Linked DNA regions of Homo sapiens: regions 2 and 3 are each linked to region 1. The links are chromatin contacts, found by Hi-C or POLR2A ChIA-PET in ENCODE. All regions are on one chromosome and are shown on one strand. The core of a region is the stretch at or near the end of the contact, and the rest is flanking DNA. Distances in the headings are between cores, read along the strand shown.

Region 1 (3,912 bases), core at 838-3,337:
GCAGGCGGATCACCTGAGGTCAGAAGTTTGAATCCAGCCTGGCCAACATGGCGAAACCCCGTCTCTACTAAAAATACAAAAATTAGCCGGGTGTGGTGGCTCATGCCTGTAATTCCAGCTACTCAGGAGGCTGAGGCAGGAGAATCACTTGAACCTGGGAAGTGGAGGTTGCAGTGAGCCGAGATTGTGCCACTGCACTCCAGCCTGGGTGACAAAGTGAGACTCCATCTCAAAAAAAAAGGAGAAACAGAGACAACTAGTTTATTTTGACTGAAGCACAGGTTGCAGGTTTGGGAAAACCAAGGGAAACAGGGAGGGGAGAGGTGTGGGAACAAATTGTGCAGGAACTTGTCTGAGGCTGGAGTCCAAACTCTACATCCAGCTTGTCCAACCCGCGGCCCTGGATGGCTCTGAATGTGGTCCAACACAAATTCATAAACGTTCTTAAAACACTGAGATTTTTTTGCAATTTTTTTAAAGCTCATCAGCTATTGTTAATGTTAGTGTATTTTATGTGTGGCCCAAGATGGTTCTTCTTCTTCCAATGTGGCCCAGGGAAGCCAAAAGATTGGACACCACTGCTCTATATAGTAGGCAATGATGCCCACCAAGGTTTCCGAGTAGTGTCTCAGGAAGAGCACAAGGGCACCCATGAAGAGGATGCAAAAGGAACTAAGTAATTCAATTACTCTGGGACCACATTACAGGAGACCACATGCACTTTCTAAGCACGTGCTGGGCTCTGACAGCTCCTGTTCACAGAGCTTCCCTCTCCCATGGCTTCGCTTCATGCAATCTGAGTTGCCATCCCCCACAACTGTCAACATCTGCAAAATACCAGAGTAACAGGACTCCTAACCAACTCTCTGGATTACAGAGAGAGAAGTGTTGAGGTGGGAGCAGATGGGCAGAGGGGGCACCAAAGCCTCTAGCTGGCTCAGTTCCATATAAAACCCAACCCTGGATTTCCTCTTCACATCACTTCCAGCCCAGCCCTCTAATGAAGGGCTGAAGCTAAGGAGAGTGGGCTGAAAGCACCTGGCTGATGGGTGGTGATCCAGTGAGACATTACACCTACTGTCCAGCATGTGCCTGGCGCATGGGCAGTGGTGCCCTTCCCATTCTGCAGGGTCAGTTCCATCTGTAAATCCCACTGAGGCTTCAAGGCCCAGGTCACAACAACTCTTCTCTCAGAGCCTTTCTAAAGTACCCCAATCCAAAATGACCAAGCTCCTAGAAATCACAGCTACCATGTATTCAGCACCCATTACATGACAGGCGCCATACTAGGTGACTTCCATATAATCCTATTCACCCTTCACAATGACCCTATTATGGCCATTTCCTAGGGAAGAAAGTGAAGCTCTGGGAGGGGAAGCAGACTTGCCCCAGGACACACAGCTAAGAGGTGGAAGAGATGAGATCTAAACCCAGGACTCCCTGACCCTGAAGTTGAGCACTTCTAACAACACTTCATTCCTGTGAGCCTGCCTGCCTCTGATCTGCCACTGTCAGGGAGCTTGGAGCTCTCTAGAAGACAGGGTGCACCTGACACTCTTATTACCTTTCCCTGTGGACAGCCATCCACACAGGCAGGAGCCTTTAAATACTGAAAATAAATGAAAACAATTAACTTAAAAATAACGCAGTACACAGATTTCACAAATTCCTCACGTGAAAAACTATTCATGATACTGGACTGCCTGAGCCCTGCGCCCAGCCATAGCCTCGGTCCTGATCCCTGGGAGAGACTGAGTCTCAAACGGGCCACAGAGTAAGCGCCATCTCGGACACCGGCCACGCCCCGACCCCAGGCACAGAGGTCGCAGACAGCTCGGGACAGTCCTGAAAAGCGTCCCCTTAGGCTGTCCCTCCGCAGCTGAATCGCGTCGTGACCTCGGGCAGCCGTGAAGGCCCTGACTGCCCCCTTCCGGGCACACGAGCTCACTCACAGACCCCGGCCCCATTTAGCTCGGAGGAATACCTCGCAGGTCTCGCTTTTACCTTCGCTGGCTCCCGCCGGGGAGCGGTCGCGCGCACCCCTACCTGCAGATCGCTCCTCCGAGAACGCGGAAGAGGCGGTGCTAGATCCAGGGGGTGGGCCCGATCAGAGAGGAGGGTGAGGGGGCGGAGCTGCGCCTGCGCCCTGATGGCTACCCAGGGCCGCCTGAGGGCAGGGGGCTCGAGCTGAGCGAACTGCGCAGGCGTGACAGGGAAGAGGCGGGGAGAGGGGAGATTGCTGGCAAGCGGGTGGGGCTTAGCTCCTCCGGCGCTTTCTTTTCCGAATGGAGGGTGGAGAAGCCCGGGAAGGTAGGAGGCCGGGCGCGACAGGTGTAATTAACATGTACTGAGAGCTTCTGCAGGCCAGGAAGGAATTTTAAAATGCCTTTTATATGTGGGGAAATGCTGCTAGTCTTTTCTAAAACGGGGGCCAATTCTGTACAATTTCTTTAAAAGTCTGAGTGCCTAGAATTTCACCATAAGAGTTTCTCCTTGAGTACAACATTATCCCCAGTATTTCAAAATTTTTAAAACTTTTAAAAGTTCATTTCTTGGGGAAAAACAACTGTAAATAGGTTAATGCCTCAACCAGTCTCCCCACATCCCCTTCCCAAGTCTGCAGCTGCGATGAGAAAGGATGAGAGTGTGGACTGGGATTTAATTCAGGCGCTGACTCCGAGTGATGGAGGTGAACATCCCTTCCCTGCCTGTCTCAGGATTATCGTGAGGATTTGGTAAGCCAAGCTAGTTAAAGAGCCCCAGGGACTTGCTTCCCATCATCCACCTGACAAACATTTGTTCCCTGTCTTGTCGGGGCTGTCTTTTCATCTGTATGATGGAAGGAGATTGGGAATATTAGTGAACATTCAGGACTTTGCTAGATTTCCCAATCTGGGTGAAGGCCGGAGAGGCGGAAGATCAAGCTTCTGTGTTCATTCCCTTCTGGAATCCTGCGGTCCAACCTGAGGGCCCCGATGTATCCTGACTTCTCCCACTCATTACCTTCCGTGGAGGCCGATCCAAGCTTCAAGTCTTCAGAGGCCCTGCTGGCCTGTTCCCTTCCCTGTTGCCTGTGGCAATAGCCCAAGAGATTCAGGACCTATGTTCCAGGTTCTCAAAGTTGCTATGTCCCTCACATGGCAATCAAATTCAGTTAACATCTTTGAGGGCTCTGGGGGTGCTCAGAGGAAGGAGGGCTCCCCCAAAGCAGGTGGAGCTCTAGTCATGACTGTGGCTTATTTCACCACATATTCCACAGCTTGCTGTGGGGTAGGGAGGAGAGGCAACAGGAAACCTCAGAGGCTGCAGTGTTTATGGGAGCCGAGGGTGATGCGGCATCCTTTACTCAATAGGTGGATGCTCTGCCCCAGGCTGGAGAGGATGGCTTACTACCTAGGTCCCTGCTCCAAATATTGTTTTGGAATTTTTTTTCTTTTTTTTTTTCTGAGACAAGGTCTCACTGTGTTCCCCAGGCTGGAGTGCAGTGGCACCAGCTTTGCTCACTGCAACCTCTGCTTGGGCTCAAGTGATCCTCCTGCTTCAGCCTCCTGAGTAGCTGGGATTACAGGCATGCACTACCATGACTGGCTAATTTTTGAATTTTTTTAGAGGCAGGGTTTTGCCATGTTGCCCAGGCTGGTCTCGAACTCCTGAGCTCAATGATCCTCCCACCTTGGCCTCCCAAAGTGCTGGGATTACAGGGAAGAGCCACTATGCCCAGCTTTGTTATGGACCTTGAGCCAACAGGAAAATAAAGCCCAGCCTGACTTCTCAACCAAGCTGCCACTCTACCTCCCAGGACCCTTTGTTACTAGGTTTTGCCCCATGGGAGTGTGCTCTTTTATCTGCATCATTGAGGCCCTATCTCTTTCTTTTCCCCTTCTCTTCCTTTCTGTCTATTCTTCTTTAAGC
Region 2 (3,912 bases), core at 1,035-3,534, 830 kb after region 1:
CTGTACTCCCCTTCCCCAGTGTAGGTCTCAGTAGCAGTGAACGTGCAGCAAGGCCAGGCAGAGGCAAGGGCTGGCTGCTGTAGCTGCTTGGTAGAACTTCTCTGAAGCAGGAAATTTGGGCAGCAAGTGCCCTGGCTAGTCTCACCCTGACCAAAGCCTGGGGAGCCAGGGGAGTGCTGGCAAGGAAGGAAGCTACTGGTTCCCATTTGCTGTTTTAGAAACGAGGACATTCAGGCCGGGCAGGGTGGCTCACGCCTGTAGTCCCAGCACTTTGGGAGGCCGAGGCGGGTGGATCACCTGAGGTAGGGAGTTTGAGACCAGCCTGACCAACATGGAGAAACCTCCTCTCTACTAAAAACACAAAATTAGCCGGGCATGTTGGTGCCTGCCTGTAATCCCAGCTATTTGGGAGGCTGAGGCAGGAGAATCATTTGAACCTGGGAGGCTGAGGTTGTGGTGAGCTGCTGAGATCAGGCCATTTTACTCCAGCAGGGGGGCAACAAGAGCGAAACTCAGTCAAAAAAAAAAAAAAAAAAAAAAAAGAAAAGAAAAAAAAGAAATGAGGACATTCAGAAGGTGAAATGGAGTAGGATGACGCCAACACTGTTTTTCTCTCCACTTGTTTAGATACTAGCAGAGTTGAGCTGGGTTGGAGTTGGTGTGTGGTCCATGGTGTGGGGTATCTGTGAGTGGGGTTCTGGGAGTGTGAGACAGATATCCATGTAGTCAAGAGCAAGCTTGAGGTATGTGTAGGGTTGCCAGATAAAATAAATCTGCTAAATCTAGCAACCCTAGGTATGTGAGTTTCCTTGGACTCATGCAAGAAGCTTCTCTCCAAGACCTTTTTCCCCGGACAGTCTGTCACCCAGGAAATTCCAATTCCAGGGCTACTAGTCCCTGTCCAATTTGCTGTCCATGGTTTGAGGACGAGATTTCTCTTTTTTCCAATGACAGTTTATGCTGGAACAGCACATTAAATGGATCCCCTTGGTCAGAGGTCCCAGAGGGGGCCCAGGCGACTTCCTCTCAAAGGACATGAGTAGTCAGACCTGCCTTCCATTTTTTTCTGCCCTTACCTTGGGGGGATGAAGAACTCTATTTTGAGGATTCTGTGAAAAGGGTTGCAACCCAACTCTGTTCTATTTCTTTGCAGGAGCCTGGGTGAGTTCTTTCTCCCTATCCTGGGCCTCTGTAGCTCCATCTGTGGAATGGGAGAGTTGGATTAACACCAGGCTATCCCGTAGATTGGAGGCTGCTGTTAGATGAAACTGCAAAGTGTTCTCAGTACCCTTTCCTAAATGGCCTAGAATATGGCTACACTTATACATCAGTTCTGAGGTAGGTGTTACTAGCCTCATTTTTACAAAGGCAGAAACAAAGCGCAAAGAACCTTGCCCAAGGTGACAGATAGGGTAAGTAGTGAAGGCAGGATTGGAACCCCAGGAGCCTGACTTAAGGTCGCTGCTCTTAACTACTATGCAGACCAGGAAACTGAGGCTCCGAAGCGGGGAAGTCACCTAATGAGGGTCACACAGCCTTGCTACAGCGGAGGCAGCTGGGATTCCGGCCTCGCACGCCCGAGCTTTAGCCACTGTGCGGCGCTGTCGGGGCAGCAGCCCAGGCATCCGCTCAGTTCCTGCTCACGTCCAGCGCCCATCTCCCCTTCCGTGCCCCAGAGGCTGAAATGGGCCCAATCTGTGTTGAAGCTGCTTGTTTCTGGGTCCTGGAGGGAGGCCGGGGGAGAAAGAGGTCTAATAGGATGGGCAGGAACCCGGCTAGCGAGAAACAAGGCACAGGGCCAACCTTAGTTGCACAAGACTTTTGAGAGATGAAGGCAACACTTGGTGGAGGTCAGGGTTCACTGAGGGGGTGTCGGGCAGGGGGCGGAGGAGGTCCTGCCGCCTGTCGGTGGGGCCCAGAACCCTGGGAGCCAGGAAGGTGGGGGGTGTCCAGTCCTCAGGGCAACTGGGGCCAGGGAGAGGGGAGGGAGAAATTAAGCGGATTCCCAGACCCATGAACAGACATCCAGACAAATGCCGTTTCCACAGAGACTCACGGAGAGTGAGATAGTCACAGAGACTGAGACAAACGGATGCCGAGATCCAGAGGGTCGGAGAACAGGCAAACTCGGAGCAGTAGACCGGCCCGCGCCCCGGGAACGCGGCCACAGCGGCCGGCGCTCTGCCCGGCCTCTCCGCGCGGAGAGGGGTGGCGGGCCCGACAGCGGAGGGAGGAGAGGGCGCCGCCGCAATCTCACCTCTCCCAGGCCCAAGGCTGCGGGCGCCAAGTTCGCTCCTGGTGATCACTCGAATGCGTCTCCCCTCGGGCTGGAAGCCGTGCGGGCTCGGGTGGGCGCCGGCGGGCCGCGCTGGGGCGGCGTGGGTCCCGGCGTCTCAGCCTCGCGCTCCCACTGCGCTTCGGCCCGGTGGCCCGGGCGCCGCCTTGGGGAGAGGACGGGTGGGGACCGCCGCCACTTCCCTGGCTGCGGCTGGCGCCCGAGTGAGCCTTAACATCCAGGGGCTGAGCGTTCTGAAGGCGGCGGCTTCAGGGAGCACAGGGTGCAGGAGCGGCGGCGAAGACAAGGGCCCGCCTCCGGCCACTCGAGCCCAGCTCCCGCCGCGGCGGCGGTTTGTTCCCGCCGGGTCCCTCAGCGGAGGCGCTACGCCCGCCCCTGTCGCCTCGCCCCACCCCGCCCAGGGAGCTCCGCCCTAGCCCGCAGCTCTTCCGCCTTAGGCAGCCGCTAGGCGGGAGGGACAATCCCCCACCACCAACCACTGCCACCCCGAGGGGACTAGGGGCTGAGGCCCGCCCAGGTAAGGGAAAGCCTCAGCTCCTTCCGTTGCGCCCCAGCGGCGGGTCCCAGCTCGGATTCCCGGGGTAGTGGCGGGGGCCGCCGGCGGGTCGTGCCCTGGAAGGTGAGCGCGGCCGAGCTGGGCCGCCAGGGGGCGCTGCGGAGCCGGGGGACACCCCTCCCTGCCTGCCTCAGTCCCCCGCCCCCTCCCCGCCCGCGCGCAAAACGCACTCGCCCCAGAGGCAGCGCGGCCGAGCCCGAGCCGCTGCCGGAGCGGAGCCGGAGAGTGGCGGCGGCGGCGGCAGCGGCACCATGACCCTGGGCAGCTGCTGCTGCGAGATCATGTCCTCCGAGAGCTCCCCGGCCGCGCTGTCCGAGGCCGACGCAGACATAGACGTGGTGGGCGGCGGCAGCGGCGGGGGGGAGCTCCCAGCTCGCTCCGGGCCCCGCGCCCCCCGGGACGTGCTCCCCCACGGCCACGAGCCTCCCGCGGAGGAAGCCGAGGCAGACTTAGCCGAGGACGAGGAGGAGTCTGGTGGCTGCTCGGACGGCGAGCCCCGCGCTCTGGCGTCCCGGGGGGCGGCGGCCGCAGCGGGGAGCCCGGGGCCAGGCGCCGCGGCGGCCCGCGGCGCAGCGGGGCCCGGGCCGGGACCGCCGTCGGGGGGCGCGGCGACGCGGAGCCCGCTGGTGAAGCCGCCCTACTCGTACATCGCGCTCATCACCATGGCCATCCTGCAGAGCCCCAAGAAGCGGCTGACGTTGAGCGAGATCTGCGAGTTCATCAGCGGCCGCTTCCCCTACTACCGGGAGAAGTTCCCCGCCTGGCAGAACAGCATCCGCCACAACCTCTCTCTCAACGACTGCTTCGTCAAGATCCCCCGCGAGCCGGGCAACCCGGGCAAGGGCAACTACTGGACGCTGGACCCGGAGTCGGCCGACATGTTCGACAACGGCAGCTTCCTGCGGCGTCGCAAGCGCTTCAAGCGGCAGCCCCTGCCGCCGCCGCACCCACACCCGCACCCTCACCCGGAGCTGCTGCTGCGTGGCGGGGCCGCGGCGGCGGGGGATCCCGGCGCTTTCCTGCCCGGCTTCGCTGCCTACGGCGCCTACGGCTACGGCTA
Region 3 (3,912 bases), core at 812-3,311, 710 kb after region 1:
TCCAGATGCAGAGATTATTTAGAAGAGACTTTTTAGATAAAGTCAGAGGCTGAAAATCCTATTGAAAATGCTCTTATACCTTGTTCAAGACAGAGAAAAACGTGCTTCTAATAAAATTGACTAGGCCGGACACGGTAGCTCACGCCTGTAATCCCAGCACTTTGGGAGGCCGAGGTGGGTGGATCACGAGGTCAGGAGATCGAGACCATCCTGGCTAACACGATGAAACCCCGTCTCTACTAAAAATACAAAAAATTAGTGGGGTGTGGTGGCGGGCACCTGTAGTGAACCCGGGAGGCGGAGCTTGCAGCGAGTGGAGATTTCGTCACTGCCCTCCAGCCTGGGCAACAGAGCGAGACTCCGTCTCAAAAAAAAAAAAAGGTGACTAAACAGTCCTTCTTAGAAATATCTGGACTTAAAAGGTTTAATGCAGCTTCCACAGAATGCAGGCTTTAAATCCTAAAACCCTTCCTTAGTACTTGGTTGTCATGGATAACAGTATTCACATGGATAACTGTAACTCTACAAAGTATAAAAAGTGCCAATTTTTTCTTCATTAAACAGAAGTGTCTTAAAATGCGCTATTTGTGTTTTATTCCTTTATTCATTTGGGTGAAAAGATGGATAATGTTGATTTCTTATTTTAAAACAATATACATAAGGTACTTTCATTCTGTCAGTGTTGTACAAGCCACTAAAGGTAATAAAACTAAAACCACACAACATCTACACCTAGCAAAACATATTCTCAGGTAAAGTCATTATCGTGTACAATAGAAACGTTCAAATCATCCTCACCCCTTCTTCCATATAAATTATCTTTCCATACCCACCACCTTAGTTGCTAACTTCATCAACTCACCAGACTTATGGAAAAGTCCCCATAATGCTGCTAGAAGAGTGTTTCCATATAAATCTGATCAAATTATTCTCCTGCTTTAAAAGTCAATGGCTCATGTCAGGGGCGGTGGCTCACGCTTGTAATCCCAGCATTTTGGGAGGCCGAGGCGGGTGGATCACCTGAAGTCAGGATTTCCAGACCAGCCCGACCAACATGGTGAAACCCCGTCTCTACTAAAAATACAAAAATCAGCCGAGCGTGGTGGCGTTTGCCTGTAATCCCAGCTACTAGGGAGGCTGAGGCAGGAGAATCGCTTGAACCCGGGGGACGGAGGTTGCAGTGAGCCGAGATCACTCCACTTCACTCCAGCCTGGGCCAAAGAGTGAAACTGCGTCTCAAAAATAAACATAAAAATAAATTTTTTTTAAAAAGCCGATGGCTCTTCTTTACATACAGAATAAAGGATCTTCACAATCCAGCCCCACTCTATTATTCCAACCTTAACCCCCCCATCCACTCATCCTACATTCCAGTCAAACTGAACTACTTGCAGTGCCCCGGTTTCAATATCTGCACAGGATGCCTCCCTTAACTTGGAATGCCCTAGTAAACCCCCGCCATCCCTCACAATCCAACTCGAATGTCACTTCCTCTGTGAAACCTTCTCCCAGACACCGTGGCGATGGTACTATACTGTCTGTACTCACACGCATAGCATTCTCGCACTTTGCTGTTTACACTTTACTTCCAGTAGTCCATGAACTTCAAACATTAACTGATCCCTTACTACGTAGCAGAGTGTGAGCCAGAAATTGTGAGGAATGCAAGAGCGAGCATTCAAGGTTTCAGTCCTCAAGAAATTCCCACCGTAAAAACAACTTTAAATGGCACGTTATCGACTGCAAACCTCTTTCACATACCTTAGCTCAGATGATACCCAAGGATTTCATGGACTGCTTAATTTCTCCCACTAGCTCCCCTTCTCGTCATCTGCTCCAGGCTCCTGGAGGGCGGAACCCACTACAGGGCTTTGAATGTTACCCACCAACCTTCCCAGGGCCCCGCTGCCGCCTCTCAAGGGGAAACCAGGAGCACAAAGCTCCACTTACCGCAACTTCCGCGGAGCTGAGGTCTGTTTGCAGGGTAGGAGCGGGAGCCGGCTCCAAGGAGCGCCACCGCCGACTCCGGCCCCGCCTCTGGGACGTTGGGGTCGCGGGAACTGAGGCGGCAAACACAAGCTCGCGAAACTGAAGGCCGCGCCACGCCTGCTGACTGGTCAGAAACCTCGCCAGTCAGGGAGCGGGGGTGGTGCTAGAGAGCCGCGCACGGTCGCCGTTACGTATTGGTGTGCCGACCAATCAGCGCCCCGCACTGGTTCCGCGCTCGACCAATCCCAAGTCTTCTTGGAGAACTGCGGGCGCCACCGGCGCTCCAGGATCAAGGATCCGAGGATTTAAACCTTTCATTTCGTCAACGGTTAAGTTCCGGGGCGGGGTAGGCTTTCCGCAAGCGCAATGGAAAGCCCAGCTAGGTAGACGGAGGAGCGAGTGGCAGATGAAGCCGGAAGTGCTCTATAAGATGATCATTGGTCGGCGACTGGAAGCGGACACCCGAAGAACAGTTTCCAAACTCTTTACCTGAAAGCACAAAAGACAAGAAAGTTAGAGTTATTCCAGTTTCTTACTTTTTAATTTTTATTCTAAAATGTACATTTTTAATTTTTCCTTTTTGTGATCACTTATCCTCAACTTCTAGATTTCTTCCAGTTTCTTTCCTAGGAAGCCATCTGTTTTAGTGACATAATTTTTTTTTTTTTTGAGGTGGAATCTCACTCCGTCGCCCAAGCTGGAGTGCGATGACGCGATATCGGCTCACCGCAACCTCGCCTCCCGAGTTCAAGCGATTCTCCTGTCTCAGCTTCCCAATTAGCTGGTATTACAGGCGTCCACCACCCACCACCACGCCCGGCTAATTTTTTTTTTTTTTGAAACGGAGTCTCGCTCTGTCGCCCAGGCTGGAGTGCAGTGGCGCGATCTCGGCTCACTGCAAGCTCCGCCTCCTGGGTTCATGCCAGTCTCCTGCCTCAGCCTCCCGAGTAGCTGGAACTACAGGCGCCCACCACGCCCGGCTAATTTTTTGTATTTTTAGTAGAGACGGGGTTTCACCGTGTTAGCCAGGATGGTCTCGATCTCCTGACCTCGTGATCCGTCCACCTCGGCCTCCCAAAGTGCTGGGATTACAGGCGTGAGCCACTGCGCCCGGCCTAATTTTTGTATTTTTTAGTAGAGACGGGGTTTCACCACGTTGGCTAGGCTGGTCTCGAACTCTTGACCTCAGGTGATCTACCCGCCTCGGCCTCCCAAAGTGCTGGGATTACAGGCGTGAGCCACCACTCTGGGCCAAAATTTGTATTTATTAATTGATTGATTGATTGATTGATTGAGACAGGGTCTTGCTCTGTCGCCCAGGCTGGAGTGCTGTGACGCTATCTCGGCTCACTGCAACTCACTGCACACTGCCTTCCAGGTTCAAGCAATTCTCCTGCCTCAGCCTCCGGAGTAGCTGGGGTTACAGACAAGCACCACCACGGCCGGCTAGTTTTTGTATTTTTAGTAGAGACCAGGTTTCACCATGTTGGGCACTGGGCTGATCTGGAACTCCTGACCTCAAGTGATCTGCCCACCTCGGCCTCCGAAACTGCTGGGATTACAGAAGTGAGCCACCGCCCCCAGCAAAGTAACATAAAAATTTTAAATTCCTGTTGAGTAGAAGAAAAGAATGTGACTTAAATTTATAAACCATATATGCCTATCTCTACAACTAGCATTGATATTATATATAGTATTGATATTTTATGTATTTATATACAGTCAGCCCTCTATCAGTGGGTTCCATATTCACAGATTCAGCCAACCGCAAATGGAAATATTCGGAGGGGAAAAAAACAAAATAACAACAATAAAAATAATACAAATCCAGTCTGGGCAACATGGCAAAACCCCATCTCTACAAAAAATACAAAAAAATTGCCAGGCATGGTGTCATGTGCCTGTAGTCCTACTACTTGGGAG

What was found. A loop is a pair of places that touch in the nucleus more often than their neighbours do. ChIA-PET counts read pairs that join two places held with the same protein, here RNA polymerase II (POLR2A). Pooled maps may share reads with other maps.
Region 2: a pooled map shows a loop between it and region 1 (7-fold over the local background). The contact joins the promoter of LINC01389 here to the promoter of MKNK1 in region 1. A Hi-C loop is called at or near these places in 1 of 37 single-sample maps with no recorded cell type and 8 of 50 pooled maps. POLR2A ChIA-PET finds 5 or more read pairs at or near these places in 1 of 52 experiments (OCI-LY7).
Region 3: a loop to region 1 is called in a map of CD8-positive, alpha-beta T cell, with 7 times the contacts of the local background. The contact joins the promoter of STIL here to the promoter of MKNK1 in region 1. A Hi-C loop is called at or near these places in 3 of 168 maps with a recorded cell type or tissue (CD8-positive, alpha-beta T cell and naive thymus-derived CD4-positive, alpha-beta T cell), 2 of 37 single-sample maps with no recorded cell type and 12 of 50 pooled maps. POLR2A ChIA-PET finds 5 or more read pairs at or near these places in 4 of 52 experiments (HEK293T, WTC11, activated CD4-positive, alpha-beta T cell and 1 more).

The regions. Positions count from the first base shown.
Region 1 is chr1:46,602,181-46,606,092 of GRCh38, forward strand. It overlaps MKNK1 (MAPK interacting serine/threonine kinase 1), which reads right to left and starts at 2,088. Exons shown (of 13, transcript NM_001135553.4): 1 at 2,005-2,088. RefSeq lists enhancers at 1,402-1,902, 1,670-1,719 and a silencer at 2,050-2,269.
Region 2 is chr1:47,435,033-47,438,944 of GRCh38, forward strand. It overlaps LINC01389 (long intergenic non-protein coding RNA 1389), which reads right to left and starts at 2,285. Exons shown (of 5, transcript NR_126355.1): 1 at 2,258-2,285. FOXD2 (forkhead box D2) reads left to right here and starts at 3,012. Exons shown (of 1, transcript NM_004474.4): 1 at 3,012-3,912. The coding sequence starts at 3,104. RefSeq lists silencers at 1,492-1,651, 2,132-3,031, 3,062-3,241.
Region 3 is chr1:47,312,086-47,315,997 of GRCh38, forward strand. STIL (STIL centriolar assembly protein) reads right to left here and starts at 2,062. Exons shown (of 17, transcript NM_001048166.1): 1 at 1,951-2,062. RefSeq lists an enhancer at 2,072-2,801 and a silencer at 2,119-2,168.